Linked DNA regions of Mus musculus: region 1 is linked to region 2. Evidence: chromatin loops called from intact Hi-C (ENCODE). Cell type or tissue: left cerebral cortex. All regions are shown on one strand. Each heading gives the region's core, and the rest is flanking DNA. Links, peaks and the distances in the headings are about the cores only.

The links. Peaks named below come from ENCODE experiments on the same cell type or tissue, not always from the same donor. Only the 100,000 strongest peaks of a DNase experiment are listed, where the experiment ranks them.
Region 1: a loop joins it to region 2, with 3 times the contacts of the local background. A loop is called at or near these places in 2 of 42 quality-filtered maps.

Annotation. Positions count from the first base shown.
Region 1 is chr5:63,879,675-63,892,509 of GRCm38, reverse strand. All of the region lies in intron 2 of 0610040J01Rik (RIKEN cDNA 0610040J01 gene), which reads right to left. It also overlaps a transcript of Rell1 not described here. Among named protein-coding and RNA genes, the nearest start is that of 0610040J01Rik, 74 kb to the right of the region's middle. In left cerebral cortex, for the core only: CTCF peaks have their summits at 5,358 and 5,558 (motif pointing right); DNase peaks (open chromatin) are centred at 1,966 and 5,658.
Region 2 is chr5:63,644,124-63,656,958 of GRCm38, reverse strand. It overlaps Nwd2 (NACHT and WD repeat domain containing 2), which reads right to left and starts at 7,856. Exons shown (of 7, transcript NM_177006.3): 1 at 6,639-7,856. The coding sequence starts at 6,789. In left cerebral cortex, for the core only: CTCF peaks have their summits at 7,791 and 8,549; DNase peaks (open chromatin) are centred at 7,139, 7,640, 7,781, 8,575 and 5 more places; H3K4me3 peaks cover 4,940 bases; H3K27ac peaks cover 3,374 bases.

The DNA.
Region 1 (12,835 bases), core at 1,714-9,713, 240 kb before region 2:
AATTAGTCTCCCTCATGCACATATCAGATCAAGTTCGATCCATTCCCCATGCCTTCATCAATATCCCATCCATATCTTCTGTGGAGCAAGCAAAAGGGAAACATCTGTCCTCTGGCATGATACACAGAAGTAGAAAAACGCCAGCCCTTGAAGGAGCAGGCTGTCTGCCTTCCCCCTGCTTGTCTTTTAGAAGCAGCTGCCTAACTTACAGTGGGAGCCCTTGATGGCTAAGGGGACTCAAAATGTGCTTTGTCTTTGGAGCGATATACATGGCAACAGGGAAGCAAAGGGGACATCTTCTGCAGCCAGGGTTTGGTTTACACAAGGGAAAAGCAAATACCATTAGCGTGGTTGAGTCTAACCACTGCTGGCGCCACCTGCTCCTGCACTCCCACATGCTGCTTGATTCTGCCCCGGTTTCGTGTTGAAGTTAAACAGCCCTGTGTTTGAAGACGGCCATGGCCACATTAGTTAGTGGTAAAGTCTCCTGGCAGGAAAAGCCTGTTTTACAATGGGGATGTGGAGGTGGGGGTGTAGGGAGAATGTTGGAGTTTTAAAATAGAGAAATTGACAGCATTCACCATGGTACCCAGGGGTTAGAGCTGGTGTCAAGAGTAATCGCTTGGAGCCAGCTTATAGGGGTTTTATTGGCCAAGTCCAGTGCTATCAGACCATCAAAGTAACAGAACTAGTGAGAATTTTGGCTCACGGAGGAAAAGGCGAGTGACAAGACACATTAAGAGGAGCATGGAAGGGAAAGGGGCAGCTCTGTCACTATATAGGAAACCAGCCAACCAATATACACAAGAGTACAGGACCTAGAAAGATCACCATTTGCTACCACTCATAGTAATGATAATGGATCCGGGTAAGACTCATTGATGGAGGCTGGGGGAACAAGATGGGACAGATGCTGGGGCACAAGGCTGTAGAGCACATTCGCGAGTCACAGTACTCATGAGCTTAGAGCAGCTGTGGTTGACTGCAGGGGGTCTACACAAGTCGGAGGCCCCAAACAGCCCTAGATGGGGCCCTGTCCTTAGGCTGAGCCTCCTCTCAGAGGGAAGCCCCTCCTACTTTTGTGTCAGTCATCTACCTCATTGTACGGTGTGCAAATACACAGAACACTTCACCCTCACTAGTCAAAGGTAGGAACATGGGTGAGTGACAGGCAGGGGATAAAGGGGCTGGGTCCTTGTATGGTTTTGTTTTGTTTTGAAAGTCTTGCTATGTAATCCACTCTAGTCTGGAACTTGCTATCCTCTTTCCTCCACCTCCAGAATAGTGGGACTGTGTGCACCACCTTAGGATATTGGATTGGATAAGGCATTCCAATTGAGTGTCTTCTCATTTCCCTGTTCAGATTGCATGTGCTCACCACCCAGTGGTCCCAAATCGCAAGACAAGTCATGAGCAGAGGGAGAGGAAAAGACCTGGTTCTCTTCCTTCAGCCTGGAAAACAGCCTCTTTCCTCCCTTTGGTACACTTCCAATCATTGAGGACATGCCTCTTCAAGGGTCCCGTGGCATGAGATGTTAAAGTCACTCCCATGAAATAATCTGAGTTTTAAAAAGGCTACTGGGATATTTACAAGAGGGTGTAGTGAAACGAAACACATTTTAAACACTGTTTTGGGAAACTTGCTAATATTCAGAAAAGAGAATCTGTTTTTTAAATCTGATTTCCCAGAACCTGGCCGGAGGGCAAAGTGACCGAACATTTAGGGCACCACTACTGGATGCTGAGCTCCTGGCTCAAGAGGAATGAATGCAAAGTGTGACCATTTGACATCAGCAGGGGCAACCTTCTGTCTACAGAAGACATCAGAGAAGAGGGCCCAACCAGAGAGCATGCTGACTCCAAAGATGACGAGGAATTAGAAGACAAGCTGGGGACTACGAAATCTCATGTGCATGACTTTTTTTCCTACCTAAAGGCATTAAGCTTCTGCTATTTTTGAGATGCTGAAAGGTTATACAACAACTTCTATCACACCCTTAAATACTCCACTTTACACCTTCTCGATAGGCAATGTGCCTTAGATATGAATAAGCATTGCCAAGCACTGGGCTGGATGGGACAGAAGTATGTATATAGAGACATACATACAGTTTTTTTCCATTGTGGTGGCTCAATAGAAATGCCCCCCACAGACTCATGTGTATGAATGCTTGGCACATAGGAAAGGGCACTATTAGGGAGTGCTCCCTTGTTGGAGGAAGTATGTCACTGTGGGGCGAGCTTTGAGGTCTTATATGCTCAAGTTATGCCCAGTGTGGTATACAGTCTCCATCTACTGCTTGCAGATCAAGATGTAGAACTCTCAGCTCCTTCTCTAGCACCACGTCTGCCTGCTTGCTGCCATGTTTCCTTCCATGATGATAATGGACTAAACTTCTGAAATTATAAGTCCCAACTGAAATGTTTTCCTTTATAAGAGTTGCCATGGTCATGGTGTCTCTTCACAATGAAAACCCTAATTAAGACATCCCCAAAGGAGGTTCCCTGGACAAAGGTTTGGGGGAGTAGCAATTAAAGATGAACACATTCAGAATTATAACAAAGGATGGTTTATCTTAGTAAACCCAGTATTTCCCTAAAACATGAGATCACATAACTTATCTTCATAGTAGATTAGCAAGTGATAGAACCCATGCTGTGAGATGCTTTTGAAAAACTGTAATGGAGAGGAAATCCCTTATCATTGGGAGTCTTATGCATCAATGCTATAATGTGAGGTCTCAAGACACTTAGCCAGGTGTAATTCATGCCTGGGTGTCAGAAGTTGGGGTCCTAGCCACAACTCTATGTCCAGCATCACAGATGCAAAAGGGCAGCCTCTTCTCTCGAGTCCTTGTCTACACCAGAAATCTATGCCATCAAAGCTCTCTTCCAGATCTCACCGTCTAGATGCAACAGTGGGAAAGGAGAACTGCCCTACACTACCATCCGCCCCTGGCTTGCTTTGGCTTACATGTCACCTCCTTGAAGCTGAAGAGAAGTCCTGATGGCATCTATTCTATCCTGCACTGGGAAACTCGCTCAAGCTTGCAAAAGTGCTCACAAGCTCATGAAGAAACTACTGAGGTCCACTGGGTCCCAAATCATGGTCCTGATCCAGTGGAGAAAAGTTTTGCTCCAGTGTTCTCTCCTCCATATCCTGCTCTCCATCTCACTCCCTAAAACTCTGGTACTTTGCTTGGCTCAGGTTTCTACAACCAGGGCCACAGAACATGAAGATAAGGACAGAGGTACAACAAGCAGAAGAAGAGAGAGAGTCTCAGATTAAGGAAACCATTCTGGGGAGGTCATCTGATGGCCCCTCTTCTCCTTGTGGTGGGCCTTGGGGAGGGTTCTGAGTACTGGGGAACCCATAGCTAGTGCAGACATTGGGGCCTTCTGGAATACCTGGACTAGGAAACAGAAGCCAGTGTCATCACCTCTTCAGGAGTCACAGCTGGCTTTTCATGGGCACTTCTCAGTGAAAGGCTTCCCTGGGTCTGTTGGAGCTGCATCACTCACAAGACTGCCTCCATGGCCTTGGCGCAGCTGGCCTTGATAGGGATGTCCACATGAGAGGGTGTCTAAAGCACACTGCCATGCTTCCACTTTCAGAACTCAAGAGAAACAAGCCCTGATGCCTAACTTTACTGCCCTGGACTTCCTGGGACCCTTTGCTATGCCTGTTGCATGTGGGGACACATTCTTTTCAAATACCATGATAATACCACTATGCGTCTCTTGCTGTGGTCCTTACCCTACTAAATGACAGTCATTTTGACAGATCTTAAAACCATTTCCCTTGGTCTTCTGTTCGAAATATGACACCCCTTCTGATTTAGTAATTAGTCTATATCTTTAAGACAGATGCTTGACTGGGCCTGGGGAAAGGTTCATGACTGAGAGCCCTTACTGTTCTTGCAGAAAGCCTAAATTCAGCTCTAAGCACCCATGATGGGCAGCTGACAACTGCCTACTGTAACTCCAACTTCACACAGTCTCTGGGTTCTGTGGGCACATTTTTACACAGACATAAGGAAAAATAAGGAAAAATAAGCCATTGGCAGACTCAACACCGGGCAGCATCTTTACTTGTGCAGTGTTCACCAAGCCTCTTATATGTACCAGGCACTGTGCTACATACAATGGAATTATGAGTGTCCCCGAGAAAGCTTATAGCTCCTCAGGCTCTATCTTTCTCTCCCTTCCTCTTCCCTACGCTGTGCGGGGGGAGGGGGGGTGGTGTATTAGTCAGGGTTCTCTCAAGTCACAGAACTTATAGAATGTCTCTACATATTAAGGGAAATTATTGTAATGACTTACAGGCTGCAGTCCAAGTAACCCAACAATGGGCAGCTGTGAATGGGAAGTCCAAGAGTCTAGTAGTCGCTCAGTCCCTCAGGGCTGGGTGTACTGGTCTTCTGTACAAGCTGGGATCCTGAAGAATTAGGTTCCAACAGATATGCTGGCAAGTAAGTGCATACAAGCGAAGAAGAGTGAGCCTTCCTTCTTCCATTGTCCTTATGTAGGCCTCCATCAGGTGTGGCCCAGATTAAAGGTGTGTACCACCACACCTGGTTTTGAAATTTGCTGTCCTAGACTGGCCTTGAATTCAGAGGTCTGCTTGCCTTAGTCTCCTGGGATTAAAGGTGTGTACTACCTTGCCTGGGCCTAAGCTTTTCATGACCACCATGCCTAAGAGAGAGGTAAGTATGAAGGGTGGGATTGGGTAAAAACAAAAAAAAAAATAAAAAAAAACCCATGGAGTGCTATGAAATTTCAATAAACACAGAGAAGACTCATCCCACCACACTAGTAGTTTAATCAATGAACAGTTTAGGTCAGAGACAATTCGTACTAGCATTTCCTCCACTTAGAAGCCTTGCCACTCCCAGCAACTTTACCCCTGAGTGTCACTTGTCTAATCAGGGAGAGTGATAGTTCTTACTTATCAGGGTTGCTATGAAAGTTCAATGAGATGAAACATGTAGACCATTTCGCATCATGCCTGAGTAACTACCGTCGGTACTTATTCAAACACCGCAAAGGATGAAAAGGAGATTTCAGGAGGTTGAGAGAGGTTGCTGTTCTTCCAGAGGACCTGAGTTTGGTTCCTACCAACCTGCCTGGTAGCTCACAGCTACCTGTAACTCTAGCTTGGGGGATCTGATGCCCTCTTCTGGCCTCTGCAGGTACCTACATCTACGTACACATGCCAAGACACATACATGCAATTAAAAATAAAACAAAATGTAATAAACACTGCAGTTGACATGTGAGTGTTTACTATCTGTCTGGTGCTGGTTCAGGGACTTTCTTGTTTTAATCCTTTTCTACTTTACAATAAGCCTTTCAAGTGGCAACAAATGCTATAAAAGTTGGTGAGATAGTGTAGCTATTACCAGTAAAGTGGTTATTGCTTTAGTCATAACGACTTCCTGCTATCTATTTTGCAACGTTGTGGCCTTCCTACACCTTCTCCCCAGATTATGTTCAGTGGCTTTTGCAAACTGTAATTTGCTTTTCTCTTGACTTGAATTTCCCAGCTGTTATTTCATCTACCTACCACCAGGTGGCAGTATAGAGTGGTTATTAATAGTTTAGTTTCAAGAGAAGCACACAGAAGAAATCAGGAAAGCACAAGAATCTGGTGCAAGTCCTGCAGGTGCTAGCCATGGTGAGTAAGGCTGGCCAGCAAGGAACGCTAGCCCGGGCGCATCTGTTGTGTTAGCTCTAGTGGCCATGCTACAATAGCTCTTTGCAGCTCCTACCAGGCGAGGGTTTATTTCTTCCTGTGTGGAGACCTCGGTGGGGGTGGAAAAACCCTTTACGACTCTACATGGGTCCCCATTTCACACAAAACTGTTCACGAAACCCTGAAGTGTGAGAGTCTGGGTTTTTCTCTGCTGTCTCCTTCTGTGGCTGAGGCTGAGGGAATGAGGAGTTTCTGCAGTGTGGAGGGTTCGAGGCCCTCTGGGGCTCTGCATCTCCATCAGTCCGGATTTATAAGCAGGTTCTTGGCAGACACAGCAGCAGAGGGCACTGGGTTGTATTGATTCACCTGAGTCTGAGTGGGGCCCAAGGCCTGGCATTTCTTACCAGCTCCTTGGTGATACTGTCTGGGGCATACCGCTTGGTGATAACTGCCCAACTGCTTCAATGAAACAGACAGTCTTAGTTCCCTGGGTTGCTTTGTCTCTGGTTGGGTCAGGCCAGCTTTATTTATTCAGGTCAGTATCTTCAGGACACTGTAGCATGGTGAGTCCCTAGCAAACAATGAGACATGGTCCTGAATCCTTATAGTGACTGATGATATGATTCAAATCAAGATGCCAGCATGGTGACTTGGATGAAAACTATGTCATCACCATCGAAGTCCCAACACAAAGGCAGGCAGTTTATAAGCATCATAAGACTTCAATTTTTTTTGTTCATTTTTAAAAAAAGTGTTTCATAGCACTGTCTTTTAGCCCTCCTTTCTTTCTTTTACTTTGACATGGTCTTACTCTGTAGCCCAGGCTGTCCTTGAACTTGCATTCCTCCTTCGTCTGTCTTCCAAGTAGTGAGGTTACAGATTTGCTTTAGCATGTCTGTCTACACCTGTAACTCCCCCTTTCCTTCCTTTCTTTCCTCCTTTTTGCTCCTTCTTTCTTTCCTCCCTCTTTCCCTCCATCCCTCCCTTCCTTTCCTTTTGGGAGAAGGTGGAGAGGGCAGGGTCTCATGTGTTCTAGGCTGGCCTCAGCCTCACAGTCCAGCCGAGGATGACCTCGTACCTCTGATCCTGACTTCATTTCCAGAGTGCTGGATCACAGGCATATGTCAGCATACCTATCTTAACGTTGTGCTCAGGATCAAACTCAGTGCTTTGTGGATGCCAGACTGTTACGTCCCCAGTTCATTTTCTGATTTACATGTGGCCCATTTCTCCAGGCTGTGGCATGTAATAGGAAAGCAATGAGAAAATTCAAGTGCCTAAAATATGGAAGTCATTTAAAGAACATACTCTGTCATGTTTGGTTTGCTCTTGGATTCATTCCCTTCCTTCACCCAGCTATTTTTTTCAGGGAACTCTATCCCTGCAGCAATCTTGCCCCGAGATTCCACCCAAGGCAGTGCTGGCCTGGACCAGAGTGCAAAGAGCAGAGACATCAGGAATCCATCTCTTTCTCTCTGTACCTCAGACAGACTCCTATCCATTCCGGGAGCCACTCTGCTCCCTGCAGCTTTTGATGGCCAACAGAAGCCCTTCATGACTGCCTACAGCTCTCATTGTAGATAGGGTCTTAGCACATGTTTTGTTGCGAAAGCCTAATCCCATGGACTGTGTAATTTATAAACTAAAGGAATTACTTTTCAGAATTTGGAGTCTAAGATCTAATGGTTACGTCTGGCAGGGGCCTTCTTGCTCCATCAGCACACGGATGAAGGTTTTACATGGTGCTCTTTAGAGAGAAAATAGGGATGGGACACAGACGAGTGTCCTTAAGAAGGTGAGTGTGGGCAGGAGAACAGGAGAGGACATTCCTTCTTCTCAGCAATCCACTCCTTCATATCACTCCACTAGCCCTAACAGCACCTTCCTACCACCCACAACCTTTAGCACTATCAGTAAAGTTCAACACAATTCGGACACAACTGGGTCAAGTATTCAAATCACAGCAGGTGGAAACATCTACCTGCTCTGACAGTCCATGTCACTGCATTGTCTCATTTGGCTCTCAGCTTCTCCCATATCTGGATAACCCAATGACCACAAAGCGCATACGACTTCCTCGGTTTGAAGGGAGTGATTCCTGTTCCCTTCAGGACCTTGCCTATTATGTATTGTTGTCAAAGGAAGATTGGCTACATGACTACATAACAGTCACTTGACAGTCGCTGGTCTTGGATTCTTCTGAAAGAAGCAGCGTTATGTAATGCACATGGCGTGCTTGCTGTGTGCCTGTGTAGGGCAGGTCACAGAGGTGGCACTGAGGGTGGTCATAGAGGACTTTAGTCTTGTACTTATCTCCACCGAGTTCTCTTTCCTTTTCCAGCCTGCTTGCCCTGCTATGTCACTTCAGGGCAGGTTCCCTTTTTTCCTTCCAATCTCCTATGTCCCCCTTTAGGAGATACCCTAAATCTCCCCCACCCCCAGAAAAAGTGTAAGGGACATAGGACCTTCATACTAGGTTCAATGGTCTTATGGAATCCCCACTATGACCCCTCACATCTGCTGAGATGTGGACACCTCTCTGCTATTAGGCCCTACAATGGCTATTCCTGGTTGTCAACTTGACTACATCTGGAATGAACTACAATCCAGAAATGAAGGGCACACCTGTGATCCAGATCTTGAGACTGGAAAACAGGTTTCTGACCTGGATCTTGACATGGGGATTTTGAGGCATAGTGGCTATGAAAAGCTTAGGCCCAGGCAAGGTAGTACATACCGTTAATCCCAGGAGACGGAGGCAAGGAGAGCTCTGAGTTCAAGGCCAGCCTGAGACAAAGCAAGTTCCGATCCAGGTGTGGTGGTACACAACCTTTAATCTGGGCCATACCTGCTGGAGCCTACATAAGGACATTGGAAGAAGGGAGAGTCACTATTCTTGGACTGTTTGCCCTTACTTGTTGCTGGAGTCTACTTCTACAGAAGACCATCTGAAACACCCAGCCTCATGGGACTCAGCAACTACTACATTCTTGGACTTCCCAATCTTGTTCATTGTTGGGTTAGTTGGTCTACAGACTGTAAATCATTACAATAAATTCCCTTAACATAGAGAGATATTCCATAAGTTCTGTGACTCTAGAGAACTCTGACTAATACAGATCCCATTATTAGTGAGGCTGGTTTTTACTATGCCCAGGAAGGCCTCTGTGGGGCTTCAACTCAATTCCTTAAGAAAAATATCTACAACTCTTAGAGTATGTGATACAAATTTCCCCCTGGACTTGATGGAAAGCTGTCCCTTAGTATCTATGGGGAATGGTTGGTTCTCAAACCCCTACATGCTCCAGTCCTTTCCATAAAATATAGTATTTACATATAATTACACACACACATATATACACATATATATGTAGTATTTGCATATAATACACACATACTCTCCCATATTCTTTAGGCAGTGGCCGTGCCTCTAGCATTTTCAAACACCTCTAGATGATTTATAATGCCTAGAGCAATGTGAGTGCTATGTAGAGTTATTATTCTGTATTGTTAAGGGAAGAGTGAACAAGTTTCCAGACACTGCAGATGCAACCATCAAAGGCGTAACAAGACAGCATGTGCCAATGGTCTTGTAACAGCTTTTCCTAAATATTTTCCATCATCAGTGGGTGGCAGAATCTATAGACGCAGAACCCACAGACAAAGGGCCAAGTGTGTTTGTTGAGGAAGTCACATAGATAGCTCTGAAGAAAGTGGCAGAGCTCAGCTAGCGAGCTCAGCTAATCACATAGCCTTGTATACCATCATGGCCTTTCATCAATGATATTAGATGATTCCTGGAATTCCTGCTTCTTAGGTAGAACCCTATTGCTTAGAATAACTACATGGCATTCAAACTATGTTTAGAGAGAATTCGTGAGCTATAGTGATGGATGTGGGATCCACCAGCTTTGGGTGGGTCCAGGCCACGACCTCCTAGATGACATTTCATCTTTTGGACTATAGACTCATATACCTTGAAGAGCTTTCACAGAATAGTTTTGAGATAATTTTTAAAATCTGAAGGACGACCCCTCTGCCTTCATATGTATAGTTCAAATAGGATTCTTTGTCACGTGTAAAAATTTTTATTTATTTATGTTTTTAGAGACATGGTCCCACTATGTAGCCAAGACTAGCCTTGAACTCGGGATGTTCCTGTTTCTGGCTCCCAAGTGCTAGTTTATAAGCAATTGCCACATGCCTGGCTTCTGGTTTAAGCCATAAAGCAAGCTCAACATGACCCATCTTTAGCTTTGTCTGACCCATCAGAGAACTTGCCATGCCCTTTACTTGTTAAGATCAATTTGACTTCTCAGGCTCTATCACCAGAAGGTCTGGTCACAGTTCACATAAAATCTACATAGGGAGCTATGATAAAACAAATAGATGTGGCCATTGTCTCTGGGTCTTTGGGTCCAGACACAGAGCTTCTAAAGCTTATGCAATTTCCCAAGTCCCAGTGGCCTCTTGATTTGGAAGGAACCCTGCTGACTACTCTTGGGTTTATGCTACTATGAGGTGACTTAAGTGGGGTCCCCTGGATAGCCTCAGAATGTGACCATCACCACAGACACCAAGTGAGGTTTTGATTGGTTCAATATCATCCACTAAACTCTGTCTCTGTCTTTCTCTCTCTGTGTATGTATGTATGTGTGTATGTATGTGTGTATGTGTGTATGTATGTATGTGTGTATGTATGTGTGTATGTGTGTATGTATGTGTGTATGTGTGTATGTATGTATGTGTGTATGTATGTGTGTATGTATGTATGTGTGTTCTTGAGAACACATGCACATGCATGTTCACACTGTATGTTGGGTGATGATAAATATTGGAAATTAAACAGAGATCGAACTCTGCAAATCCCATAGGCACTAGGGGTTGCCCAAAACTGTATAAATGCCCCTGTGCAGTATAAATGCTCCTGTGAGCTGGGAGGGTGGTGTTCCTCAACTCCATGGGGCTTAAGGTTCTGCTCCTGTGGCCTTAACTTTGTTCAGCATCCTCTGGCTGCTCATCCAATTCTTCAAACTATACTTTGTAACAAACCTGTAAACGTACATAACCCAGTAATTTCTCTCAGTTCTGCAACATTGCCCTGCCTTTAAACTTTGATTTATGGCTGCTTGGCCACATGTTCAGGGTCCAGGTTTGTAACCAGCATATGAAATGGGGGCAGTCTTGTGGCTTTGGCCCCTCCACCTGTGGCATCTGGTGCTACCTGCGGGCAGCTGAAGCAGGGAGTTGGTTGGATTGTGTTCACCCAGCTGGTGTGCAGAGCTGGATGGAGGGCTACTCCGTGTGCAAACACTACGCAATGACCTCAGCAGTGCGGTGCGCTGGGAGAGATGGGTTGTTTCTTAGTGGGGCTTAGAAGAGGAGGATGGCCTCTTAAAGTGATGCATAGAAGATGGTCTGCCATTAGAGACCGGGCAGTGGGCTTGGGAGTGGGTTGTTAGAAGCTGGGTGGCCTAAAGTTCATCACAAATCCTCCCTCAATCTCAGCTTTGCCAACATCAAAGTGGGAGGAAGAAAGAGTAATATCCGACCTCATAGGGCTGTTGTGAGTATGGCTCCATACAAACACATGATAAGCCTGGTGGGGTGGTTTGAATAAGAATGCCCCCCCCATAGATTCAAATATTTAAATGCATGCTTATTAAGAAGTGTTGCTACTTGAGAGGGATTAGGAGGGGTCGCTTTGTAGTAGGTGTGGCCTTGTTGTTGGAAAGGGGGACACTTAGCTTTGGGGTTTCGAAAGCTCAAGCCAGGCCTATTGTCTCACTCTTCCTGATACCCACGGATGAAGATGTAGAACTCTCTGCTACCTCTCCAGCACCATGTCTGCCTGCATGCCTCCATGCTTCACAACATAATGACAATGGATTGAACCTCTGAAACTGTAAGCCAGCCCCAATTTAATAGTTTCTTTTATAAGAGTTTTCATAGTCATGGTGTCTTTTCACAACAATAGGACACTGACTAAGACACCTGGCAAAGTGAGCTTGGCGGGTGAGTTCTTGATATATGCTAGCTCTTGCCATGTTTGTTGTGAGGACATCCTTGAGAGCTGGGGGTGCTTAGACACGGAGGAGAAACAGGTGATGCTCCCACTACATCCATCCAAATACCACAGGGGAATTGGGGTATATCTCCAACATAGGGTCTGTCTCATTTTGATAATCAACTTTATCTGAGAGATAACAGGAACCATGGAGGCGTCCCGAAGCACGTGGGAAAAGTCAGCTCCTGTAAACAATGCGGATGTCTTAGAGGAAGCCCCATAAAGAGAAGCTTAGGGAATAGTCTTACAGGTTACAAAGATACAATGATAGATACATGGCCATTGCTTGGGATGAAAGAAGGGTCATCTCCAGAGTCCTGTAGTGACTAATGTGAACCAAAGTGTCCCTGAAAAGAGCTTGCGGAAGCCCTCATCCGCTGTGATTGCACTGGGAGATCCGACTTCTAGAGTTCAACGAGGTCTTAAGGAGAGTGCTCTAATCTGATAGGACTGGAGGCCTTTCTGAGGATCAGGGGGAGTGGGGAGAGAGAAAGTGAGCACCCATCCATCATGAGCAGCTGTGTGAGGTCAGGCTGAGGCTGCCAGCCATAGCCTGACCTCTGCACCTCCATCGGAAGCTGGGGAAGAACACATTTCAGATGTTTAAGCTGCCCACTTGATGACATTTCGTTCTGTCAGCCGGAGATTATTAATACAGTACTCAAGCCAAAAAGAGTCATCCGGATGAGACATTCCACCCACCCCTTTAATTTTATAAATGTGTTTATGGACTCCAAGATGGGAGCATGGTAAAAGGTCAAGAAAAGAACTGTACTTCTAGGATGTCCCTGTGTGTTCAGTGTTTCTAAATTATAGTAAAAATCATTTTTCAATGGAAAATAATGAACGTGGTTCTGGGGCCTGAGCGTCTTCCAGATGGAAGATCCTCTTATCAATGACAAAGGCACAGGGGGAGGCCTCTGTTGCATGTTGAAAGATCCACAGCCCATCCATGCAATACTGTATTTCCCAAGCACCTGAGTCCTAAACTTGACATCAGGGATCTAAGGAGATTTATAGTTCAGCAAGGGAGAAAAGTGTAAAAATAGATGACCAGCTAGGAGGATCAATCT
Region 2 (12,835 bases), core at 3,330-11,329:
TTGTCTTGGGTAATGGATAGAATTCACTGTATATGAAAGTTCAAAAGGAAACGGAGACTTTGAGTTGTGGAGGCTGTTCTCTGACCAGAGGGAGGTCTCTTCTGGAGAGGAAGTCTCCTCAGCAACCTGTATCTTCTCACTTCCCTCCACAACTGCAAACCCTGGTAAGAGTGAAGCAGGCAGCTCCGTACATTCACCATCATACTCTTGCCCTTTGGAAGCTGACCTGTGCCCAGGAGCATACATTACTTTCTTCCTCAAACTAATATTTTATGGGCCGGACCACAGGTTAACAGGCATGGAATGAATAGCGAGTCCTGTCTGAATTCCCAATCACAGAAGTTGGAAAAGTGATAAACTGTTGTTTTAAGTATTTATGTCTTGGAGTAGGTTAGCAACAGGCATCTGAAATAGAGATCCCAAACCTGCAGAAATCTTTTAAAATAGAAAATGGGATAAAAAACAGGCTATAAAAAGAATGTTGAAAGATTTGTAGCTGGGGCATTAGACCATGAGGCCAGATGCATAAGTATCTGTGTATCTACTGTACCTCTATGGACCAAGCTGTGCTTTTAAGTGTTTTCTCTGTATAGCCCTGGCTGTCCTGGAATTCACTTTGTAGACCAGGCTGGCCTTTAACTCAGAAATCCACCTGCCTCTGCCTCCTAAGTGCTGGGATTAAAGGTGTGTGCCACCACCGCCCGGCTCCCTGGTGCTTCTTGACTGCTCCTCTGCTCTCTTTCTTTACTCTTTACCTTTAGTCTTTATCTTTGCTCTTGTATCTCTAGTATGACATATATCACATACATTATTGGATGTGGACAGACTCCATCAGAGCAGACACCTGATCTGTATGGTGACTGCTGAATGGATGCATGGCATCCACTTAGAACTGAATGTTCAAGAACATCTTTAGTTGAAGGAATGAATGTGTCTGCTTCCTCCTGGGCTCCACATTGTTTCTTGGTGCTGAAGACCCTCTACCCCTTTGTCCCATCCTCTCCATTGCAGAATATGGGCTGGAAGCATGGAACTTCTTAGACTTGTTGGGTGCAAGGACAGCCATTTGCATTTCTGGCCTATCAAAGCTGGGCATGAGAATATAACTCTTGAAGATGATGAGTACAGATATGTAAGTGAAAATACACAGTGGAAAAAAATCCTCAATATCATTTTCTCCATTCATATGTCTCTCTACAGTTGGAGAACAATGTGCAGAGAAGTGTAGCCCTGGACCACTATACTATCCTTCCCTGGGGATGCATGACATCTGAACGGAAGGCAATGGAGAAATTCTTCTGCTATTGCTTATGGCATCTGACATGTGATTTTTAGCAAACATGTCATTTTGCAGAGGCTGCTGGCTATTTGGTATCCATGGGCACTTCTACAGCATCCTGTCCTCTGGGTGGAAGCTTTTGCAATGGGACCTAAATGCTTATCCTGACTTTATTCTGAAAGCTTTGCAGTGAGTTTTGAAAACACCCAATTCTATGAACAGTCTAGAGTAGAAAGGTTTCTTTTTTGTAGCCAAGTTTTAACAAATGACTGATGCATACCTTGTTCCTGTCATAGACACACCTACACATTGCCTGGATATCACTGGAAAATAAGACAATGATTTAAAAAAAAACAAACCTTTATTGTTTCCTATGTAGCCAGAACTTGTGCAAGTAAGTGCGCTGTGTGCTTTAGCTTATTTACTCTACTCTCTAACCTATGCAGCAGCTGCTGTTATCTTCTTTCATGCATTACGAACCTGGAGACAAAGGAGCTGAACTTGCTCAGAAGTAGTATTGAATAGCAGATTGAAAATACAAGCCCAGAATGCTTGACTAAAAAGTCTATTAAGTTTATTGATAATTAGAACTCCCACTTTCTCCAGTAATGTCTGCCTAAGGACCAAGGAGACACAATCAGTAGACTTTTAATGTCTGTGTATTAGTAATGCCCCATGTATGCTTATCATGAAGTGGCAAAGTTGGCATATTCTCCTTCAAGATTCTTGATTATTTTTAAAGATATTCTTGGGTCATCAAGTCATCTGTATGTGCATATATATATATATGTACATGAGTACATACATGTGCATTGGCTATAGTTATTTTCTTGGCTATACATAAAGATAGCAGAAAAGGGAGCCATGAATGGTTAGTGTGATAGAAAGGTAAGAATAAAAATTTTTGTAGGTCTCTTGTGAATCATGGTGCATATTTCTTTGTTTGGGTAGAAATGCAAATTAATTGAAGTAACCAGAGGTTCCATTCCACTGAACTTGTGTGGCCATGAGACAGGATGTCATCTCTTCTATGGCCTCCATTATGATGGAGAATACAATTTCCAACTGAAGATCTTAAGGCGTAATTAGAGTCTGGGAAGATATAAAGTCACATGACCAAAGAACAGGAAATGGGAATGGTCTGAGTCATCAAAACTGGGTGTGAGCATACAACCCTTAAAGACGATCAGTTGGAAAATCCAAGTGGACATGGATAATGATGAACGCTGGGGAGGTTTTCTCCATTCCTGATTTCTTTTCACATGTATAGTGAATCGTACTAGCACAGTAGCCCTGAACACACAATGCTATGGTCTACTCTGCTCTCATTGGATGGCTTCATTTGGAAGGAAAATCTAAGCACAGAAGCTGGGAAACTCCTTTAAGTATTTCCAGGAAAGCTACAATTCTTCTTCTCACCCATGTTTTAGATTTGAAAAGAGTCAACTCTGTCCTGGGCAAGAGGCCCAATTATCTGCTCCTCCTCTGGGAGCTGGGAACTCTGTGTAGTTGTGGATTTTTTTGGGGGGAACTGAGTTTGCATAGACTAAATCACATTCTCCCATAAAGTCCATATCTATTAGCTGCAGTATCAAAATCCCCAAGTCTTAGTGAACAACAGACTGCCCTCAGTTTGAGTGATGGCATAGCCTGAAACTTTATTTGACATGAAGCCACTTATTGTCTTTATCCACTTAGAGCAGTGGTTTTCAACCTCCTAATGCTATGGCCCTTTAATACAGTTTCTTATATTGTGGTGACCCCTAACCAAAAAAGTATTTTGTTGCTACTTCATAACTATAATTTTGGTATTTTATGAATTGTAATGTAAATATCTGATATGCAGAAGATATCTGATATGTGACTTCCAAAGGGGTCACAACCCACAGGTTGAGAATCACTTAAAGTTTTGTGTCAGTGGCCACATTTATATGTAATTAAGTTCATTAATTGACACAATGTTTATATCATTAAATTTATTAAAATTAATAAAATTCAGATTTTTAGTCATACTATTCAGTACTCAGCCATCACATATGACTAATGCCATCAGGCAGACATTTCTAGCATTTAGGGAAGGCACTACACAACATTTACTAAAGTGAAGGGTTCTTAAAGACACATGTGTGGCATGTCTGATAATCCAGACCCCACATATTGAATAGAAAATACTCATTTTCTCAGGGGAGACAGCAGAGATTACCAACTCATATCTATTCCAGGAGATCACAGGGTACAGGACCATGGGCTTGAATCATTCTTTGTCAATAACAAAGGGAATGTCTTATCTCTCTATTGTATAAAGGTTTTATTTAATTTACCCTTCAAAATAGATATATGGAATATGAGAGCCTTTATATTCTAATATCTGGGAAACTCACACAGTATTTTTTCCTTTCCATCTGTTTAGGCTGGTTAAGCTAATCACAGTAGACAATTTTGTATGTGTCTTGAAAACATTTTTTTTCCACAGAAGTATAAACGTTATTCCGGAAGAAAAGCAGTGGTTACATGACACAAAAACTTCCAAGGATTAGAAATATGGCACAAATGAATGAGAGTGAGATTAGGTAAAGTCCATTCAATCAATTAAGTTTGGATAATGTGATGGTCTCACCCTGCAAAGTACTCAGCATCATCTATGCAGTAAAGACAGGTCAGATGTAAATATACTTTTGGAGAAGTACAAGTCCTTTACAGTCTGAAATTCTGTTGCATGTCCCATGACTCCCTCTCAGTGGGAAGAAGTGGGTTGGGCTGGTTATGTTCCCTTTTAGTTGCTCATATTCTTGGAGTTAGACAATTCTGTGCAGCACGAACCCACCATATTTGGCCATGTAGATGTGAGACATTTACAGGGATCTGGGTGCTGCCTAGACTGGCAAAGAACAGCAACATAAGGATTTTAAGTTTCCTATGGGATCTGCTTATTTCACTCTTCTTTACGACTCTAGAAAAGTAGCTTCACTGCAAACAGCCTTAGTTGTCTCACCTGTAGAATAGGAAGAATTCCTTTATCCACCACTTTTAGAGAGGCTGTTAGAGGATGAAATAAAAATGGAATGAGCTAATACATGGGAAACTATCCATTCTGAAGGCACATATTGCTGTCATTGTGGAGAGGGAAATTCCAATTCCACACTAGTTTTGTAAAGCAATACCTATTAAAAACCAATCCTCTCAGCAAGACTTTTGTTGGATTTCCCAAAACAAAACAAAACAAAACAAAACAAAACAAAACAAAACAAAACAAAACCTACTATGCCTTCAACACAAAACAGCTTTATGAGTATAATGCAAATTGGGTTTCTGCTTCTAAAGGAAACATGAGATAATGTCTTTTGTCTTAATTTGACAGTGGAAAGGCTCTTTATCTTTAGTATTGTCCAAGAATCTAATATTGGATGCTACCGAAACACAAGCACTCGCTTTCTAAATTGCATCCATAAAGATGCCATGGTAAAGTGCTGCCTCAGATGGAGCATTTCCCAGCATTTTAAGGCTTCAGGTTGAGAGCATTAAAAATGCCCATCTCTGCCTATTTTCAATATGCCCTTGGCTCTTCAATCTGGATAAAATTCAGAGTCCTGCTTCTACTAAAACTTCTCAAGTAAGCTTCATATTTCTGGTCCTTTAAGATCAGCCTGGAAACTGTCCAGCAAAATCATTTGACCAATAGGGGTGGCTTGTGTTTGCTTGCTTTCCTCTGCTTAGTGTGTGTTTAAGTTTTTAATGCAACTAAGTTGAGAGTTTGAAGAATACCATGCAGGTGCAGGTGTAACACATATTAATTGTTTTCCAGTTTCTACTTAAGCTGGCAGCATCAATTCATTATCATGCAATCCCATAAAAGGCACATTTAAAGCAAGAAACAAGTTAACCACTGCTTACATTAACAGAACACTCACACTATTTTAGAAGCAGTTTTCTTAAAGGACAAGATAAGAGTTTTAGTTGGCTTCACAGCAGGGCAAACAATTCACGTGGCAATTAAGAAAACCTTGGATAACTGAAAATGGCAAGACTAGACATTATCTAACATAATTCTTTTCGCCATTATGCTGAGACTTGTAGATTTCCTGAACCCTAACTTTAACAAGGCTGTCCATTTTATGGTTATTTAAACATTTCCCATGCCCAAGTCCTGGTTGGTATACTTGCTATGGAAGGATTCTTAATGTTGTCAGGTCTTCCTAAAAGCACCCTTTATTAGGTTCTGGGAAAGTGAGTTGTAAGCTCAGGGAAAGGCAGTCAGGCCCTCCACGCATAGAACTCTCCTTAATTTTGTATTATTTATTTAATTATTTCCCCATTCCATTGTGACCACAAGTACTTTACCAGAAATTTCCAGTAGCTCACCCCTCCCCTTTAGAAGTGCTTGTTTCCAGAAAGTTACCTTTTCTGTCCTTTTACAGCAACAAAATAGAGCTTTGGATGTTTAATGGATCAAACTCTTCAGTGATTATTTGAATGTGAACTTTTTGTTTTGTTTTGTTTTTCTTCAATTAGGTCAGAGGTTTGCTGTGGTACAGAAAAAGTTAATTCACAACAGGCTTGTATAATCTTACACATCCTTCTTAAGTCTCTTTCATTCTCTCTCATTCTCTCTCTCTCTCTCTCTCTCTCTCTCTCTCTCTCTCTCTCTCTCTCTCTCTCTCTCTCTCTCTCTCTCTCCCCTGAACTCTTATCCACTTTGCTATGTGCATTCTTCATTTTCTCACCATTCACTGGAAAGGAGAGTTAACCTTAGGAACCAAGAACTACTCAATGCAGCATCTATCTGGTGGTGCTTGACCCACGCTTGACCTGCTCAGGAGAGAACAAGTCCCAGTGCCCAACTAAGATGAGCTCATCTGAGTGGACCAGCACTAATTCAGCTCTGGGTTGGGGGGCCGCTCCCTGGACCTCCACTGGCCTTTCTATCTGCAGGACCAGTGTTTCAAGGAACATACTTGGCACTTGAGTGAGAACGAGTGACAGCAGGGAACCCCTTTCAGTCACAGGCCACCAGAGGCTAGCTATTATTTGTGTATTAGGTAAAAGAAACCCATTAAAGAGGCAAAGGCGATGGAGTAGTAGAGGCAGAATTGATCTTCTAGAAAGTCTACCAATAACGCCTTTGCGATGTTTTAGATTGACTCCTGGAAGACAAGTGTGTCCTAGTAGTCAGCAGGGGAGCGGATGAGCTCAAGAAAATTAAGGGATTGGAATGAAATTCCCACGCGCTTGGGGGCTGCAGAGGGAGGCAGGGAGCGCAGGGAAGCAGGGCGTACCCCGCTGTGCGGGCCCCATACACTTTCGGACCCGCGCAGATCAAAGGAAGGACCAACAGACCTACTTAAAGCGCCAAGGGACTTACCTTCAGGGTTGGCGCTGATGAAGACCCGGACGCTGCGACCGGCGGGTACCAGGTGAGAAGGAAGGGCGGTGAGATTACCAGAGAACGCCGCCCGCCGGAGCGCGGAGTCCCGGGGACAGGGCAGCTTGGTGCCCGCACCGGCCGGCCACATCGCCCTGTGGGAGGGAAGATCAGCTGCCACCACCGTCTCTGCTTCTCGGGTCTTTGACCCTCCGCGGTCCCGCGAGGGCGATGTCCGCCGGCGAAGCAGCTCAGAGTCGCTCGGAGCTCTGAGCGCAGCCGGCGAGCTTCGCAGCGCTCAGCAGCCGCTTTGGAGCAGCGGCCATAGGGACCCTCGGGTCCCCAGTTGTTGTCGCCTCCTACACCTCTGAGGACTGCCTTGACTCCCGCCCGAGGCTCGGCGCCGCAGCGCAGGAGGTCAGCGTGGAGGATGCTACGCGGGCGGTGCCAGGTTGCACCGAGAAGAGCCCGCTCCTCTCCTGGAGCCCGTAGCCATGTCCCTACTGGTGTCCACCGCGGGAGGAGGGGGCAGCCGGGCGTCGGGGACCTGGCGGAGGACCAGAGCAGGTCAAAGTTTAGGAGACGGTGGCAGGAGTCGGTCAGGACTCTCAGAAACAACGCGGCTCACGGGGCGGCTGCGGTGTAGATGCGCGGGCTGGGGGCAGCCCGGGGACCTCTTGGTTTCCTAGGAGGACTCGCACCAGAACCCCAGGCGGCTCCCTCAGTGAAGGACAGGAGATCGATCTGCCCGAGATTCCTGCTATCCTCCCTCGAACTCCCCTAAAGGTCAAACCAGCTCTGTGCATTTGCGGGAATCCAGTCGCGCGGGCGTCTGCAAGCCTTTGCCAAGTCCCCCAAAGTTCAATGCTCCTCCACACCACACGCCAAGGGGCTGGAGCATTAAAGCTCCAGGCATTGAGAAAGGTTCTCCCTGCCTCTCGTGGCGTGGGAGGACACGTCTCGCCTCGGCGCTCTCTCCCCACGCTCGTGCAATCGGGGGATTTTTATAGCTAAGCCACGATGCTCACGTGGCCCTCCCCGCGTGGTCGCGGACCCTTTTGGGGAGCGAGTCTCTGCGGGCAGTTCTCCTAGACCTTTAAAGGACCAGGGAGCCTCCCTGCTCCCGCTGAGAAGCCTTTCCTGGCTGTTCGCCCTCCTGTGGGCGCGCAGGAACCAGGCGGCTTCCAGGGCATTGGGAGCCCCACGCAGTAGTGGGTGTGAGCTCTGGCTCAAGGGAAGGATGCAACTACAGAGAAAGACTCTCTGCCACGCCCCACTTCTGGCAAAGTGCAAGGGGCCTTTGTTTGGGGGCCTAGGTGGCAAAGTTGGCTCAAGGTTGTTGGTAATCTGCACTCACTGAAGGGGCCTGAATCACTTTCTTTGAGGGGGATCAGACTGTGCATCCTGGGGCCAGGGTCTGAACATCTGCAGGATCCCAAGTGGCATGAGATGCAGAGAAGTCCAAATGTGTAATTGCCGTCACCCTCTGAAACCCTACAAACTCCAGGAGAGGAGATAAGAGTGATTTTATTGAATGGGGAAGTAGGAAGAAGGGAGTATTTGGAGCCTGCCTTGAAGCTGGACCTTCAGATTTCTCATTCTGAGGTTGGGTCAGGATCATATTTTAGAGAGCAAACACAGCCCATCCCACCCCACCCTCGAGACTGGGGAGAGGATGGGTGGGTACAAAGCTTAGTTGGTTGCTCGTATTTCTAATTACCAGTTCTTAGAAACTGAGGTAGTAGGATTTTTGCTAGTGCCAGGACAGGCCAGCCTGGACTATATACAGTGTGAGACCCTGTCTCAAACAAAATGATAGCTAGTCGCTTCATGGCATGTTTATCTTCTCACCTGAAGACTCCTATCCTGGGCATCTTCTGGCATCCCCATCGTCTGCACTTCCTCTGGGTCCTGAGGGTGGCAGTGAAGTCCTACATAGTGCTGTTTACAGTCTTAGAGCACCCCACACCCAACACTCATTCTGGGCTAACCTCTTTGGAAGAACTGGGTCTCTAGGTTTTTAAGGCTCCAACTACTCCTGAGAGTCTGAAGCAGACAGCACTTGTTACTGTGTGATGATTTCACAGAACCCATGAAGAATTCCTGTGGATAACCTAGCCAGCTAGTCAATTAATTCATTCTAGCGAATCAGCTTTTCAAAATCACTATTTCCAAGTAGGAAGGCAATCGGGAGCAGAATCCAGAGACTCTCGCCCTCCATGGCCCCTGGTTATGTACTGAAAATTCTGTAACAGGTAATGAATGCAGAGTGCTGGCCACTGCTCCAGCCTTTACGAAGATATAGTATCCATCCCAGGGAAAGGGTCAGGACTACATTATGCCTCACCTCCCAGCAGTTAAAACAATATGGATAAAATGTTTACAGAGTGTCACCTGCCTGAATCCTCCTCCCCTCTCTTATTTATATTTCTGTTTTTAGACTCAAGATTAGTGTTTGTTTCCTTCAGATCTTGCTCCAGTGTTGAATTTTCTTTGAATGACTTTGGGGTTTTTGGCAGCCTTTGTAACCTAATTAACTTCTAGACAGGCTGAAGTTTAGCATCTGCCTGTGTCACTGCCGACCAAGCCTGCAGAAGAGAGATTTGTCACTGTTCATAGCATAGTCACTGCACCACCACCTTTGCTGGAGGTAAAGCTAAGCATCTTTTGAGTAGTGGGGAGGCATCTGCTTAAAGATACAGAATTGCCTACATCACTCCCACCCAGCCTCCTCCCTTACACTCTCCTAATCTATCTCTTTTTAACAGTCTGAAAACAAAGATTGATTTCTCAGCATGCAGATAGCACAAAGGAGAGGCCACCCATAATGGTAAGATTTAAGTGTCAATTCCTATGGTTTTTCAGCTTGATGAATTAGATTATTGGTTGCTCATTAGATAGATAGAAAGTCCAGATTTTGGAGGCTACTTAATTTTTATCTTTGTTTCAAAATTTTCAGTATTTACTGAAGTTTTATTTACTAATTAATATGGGGTCCTTTGGGAGAACGACTAGAGCTTTTCATTGCCAAGCCACTTCTCCAGCCCTATTTGTTGTCCTTTCAGAAATACTGATAAAAAGAATTTTATTTTAAATGTTGTAAATACTTGCTTAGGTTGTAAATAGGTTGGAAATTAAAAGTGTACCATCTTCTTTGTCTATTATAAACAATGACAACAAAAAAGAAGTTTTATTGCATTTTTGCATATAGGAGAGCAAGGTTAGAAAAATTCCACCAGAAATTACTAATACAAGGTCATAAAGCTAATCTACAGTAGAGCCACGATCCAGGTATTAATGCTCCTGTCAAAGATTTTTTGCAACATAATAAATCCATGTCTGGTCTTGGTTGAGATTTTTTTTTTAACAACCAAGATTATGGCTGCTTCCAAGAAAGAGCACATAGGTCTATACTCCTTCCTCTGTTTTTTATGTTTCTATTTTTTTCATTACAATCCCATAGGGAAATCAATACCATTCCAGAAACAGGCAGGAGATTTTAAAGCACCTAGAAATGAGAAGAGAAAGGAGTCCTGGAACATGGGTCCAAGACCATGCTGCTAAAAACCATTCCCTTCTCTTGTCTCACCCACCCTAGCTAGCAGGCTAGAAGTCCTTATAAAATAGTGGTGCCAGCTCTTTCTAATACTGACCTGTGGGAAGGTGAAATCACTGATAGGCTCCTTCTATTCACTGGGCTGGAAAGAGTCATTTGCTTATAGATTCTATCCTTCTTGATAGAGAAGTTAATGACCTTGAAATAAATCGTAATTCCATTAAACCATTATCTTGTGATATTGCTATACTGAGCACTCCCTGTATGATACACACTGTTTTAAGCTTTAATTAGTATTTTACTTAATTATATTGCATTAAGGGTCTTGGTCTAGCAAGTCCTATCTCCAGTTTAGCATCCTGTCTTAGACACTATAGTCCCTGTATACCCTTTTAAAAATCATTACTTTTTATTTTAATACATTTAAAATTAAAATAGAATTACATTGCTTTCCTTCTCCCTGTCTTCCCTTCAGCTTCTTTCAAGTGCCCTGTCAACTTCTTCCATGCCCTCCCTCTCAAACTGATAGCCTCTTTCTCACTCTTGTTACATATAAATGTATGTTTAATTATACATAAATATTTAAATACATCGCACTAAGTTCATTTTTCTTTTTTTTAAAATTATTTATTTATTATTATATCTAAGTACACTGTAGCTGTCTTCAAACACACCAGAAGAGGGTGTCTGTCAGATCTCATTATGGATGGTTGTGAGTCATCATGTGGTTGCTGGGATTTGAACTCAGGACCTTCAGAAGAGCAGTCAGTGCTCTTAACCGCTGAGCCATCTCTCCAGCCCCCAAGTTCATTTTTCTTATCTTTGTGTATGTGGTTTCAGGGCTGACCACTTTGTATTGGCATCATCCCTGGGGTAGGCTCAGCAGACATTCCTTGTCTGTCATTGTTTGTATAGGTGGGACGCCAATGGACACAATGGAGTACTACTCAGCTATTAAAAAGAATGAATTTATGAAATTCCTAGCCAAATGGATGGACCTGGAGGGCATCATCCTGAGTGAGGTAACACATTCACAAAGGAACTCACACAATATGTACTCACTGATAAGTGGATATTAGCCCAAAACTTAGGATACCCAAGATATAAGATACAATTTGCTAAACACATGAAACTCAAGAAGAATGAAGACTGAAGTGTGGACACTATGCCCCTCCTTAGAAGTGGGAACAAAACACTCATGGAAGGAGTTACAGAGACAAAGTTTGGAGCTGAGACGAAAGGATGGACCATGTAGAGGCTGCCATATCCAGGGATCCACCCCATAATCAGCTTCCAAACGCTGACACCATTGCATACACTAGCAAGATTTTATCAAAAGGACCCAGATGTAGCTGTCTCTTGTGAGACTATGCTGGGGCCTAGCAAACACAGAAGTGGATGCTCACAGTCAGCTATTGGATGGATCACAGGGCTCCCAATGGAGGAGCTAGAGAAAGTACCCAAGGAGCTAAAGGGATCTGCAACCCTGTAGGTGGAACAACATTATGAACTAACCAGTACCCCGGAGCTCTTGACTCTAGCTGCATATGTTTCAAAAGATGGCCTAGTCGGCCATCACTGGAAAGAGAGGCCCATTGGACTTGCAAACTGTATATGCCCCAGTACAGGGAAATGCCAGGGCCAAAAAAAAAAAAAAAAAAAAATGGGAATGAGTGGGTAGGGAAGTGGGGGGGGGGGGGAGGGTATGGGGAACTTTTGGGATAGCATTGGAAATGTAATTGAGGAAAATATGTAATAAAAAAATAAATAAAAAAGAAATTTCCCACGTTTCATGCCCCTTTAGCACATCTATTGATGCTGCCATTGTTCTGATCTTGCTTAGGCAGCCATTTCTAGGAGAACTGTCTCCCAGGAGACTTTCTGGTATTTGGGCTCTAACAGTCTTTCCACTCCTCTTCCCTAATGTCCCAATGTTCCCTGAGCCATAAATGCAAGAGTTATGATAAAGATCTATTCACTGGGGCTGGGCTCCCCATAATCTCTTATCTCGGCATTGCATCTACTTGTAGAAATATGTTATGGTTTCCATTTGCTATAAAGATAAGCTTCTTTGATCAGGGGTGGTAGCTACACTTATCTTTGGGTATAAAGATATGATTTAGAATGTCCTTTGGAATTATGTAGTATTCTATTCTAAGATACATGACCTTGCTAGCCCTGGGAAGCCCAGTAGGTTTCTAGTACTAGGCAAGATTTCCCTCCTGTTGAGTGGACCAATTATACAGCTGTTATATACCATCAACATGTGAGGGCCACTTATGGTACATTTAGGGATAGATTGACATGCTGGACATTGTTGTAGTTACTAGATGTTGCAGCTGGGTAGGACTATTGATTGGCTCTCTCCATTGGCAGCTTTTGTAGTATGTTCTGATTCCAAGGAAGTTAGACTGCAGGTGGGGGCTGTGGGGGAGCTTTCAGGCTAGATCCATCCTAAATAGTACAAGTCCTGTGTTGTTAATGTGTGGAGTCTTCTGTAATATGGGCTTATCCTCAATCTCTGAGAATCAATAGAAGGCCACAGTAATAGTCTATATTTTGGGAGTTACTTGTACTACCCTGATGAAAGAAAGTTTTTTTTTTTTTTTTTTTTTTTTTTTTTTTTTTTTGCATGTGTATG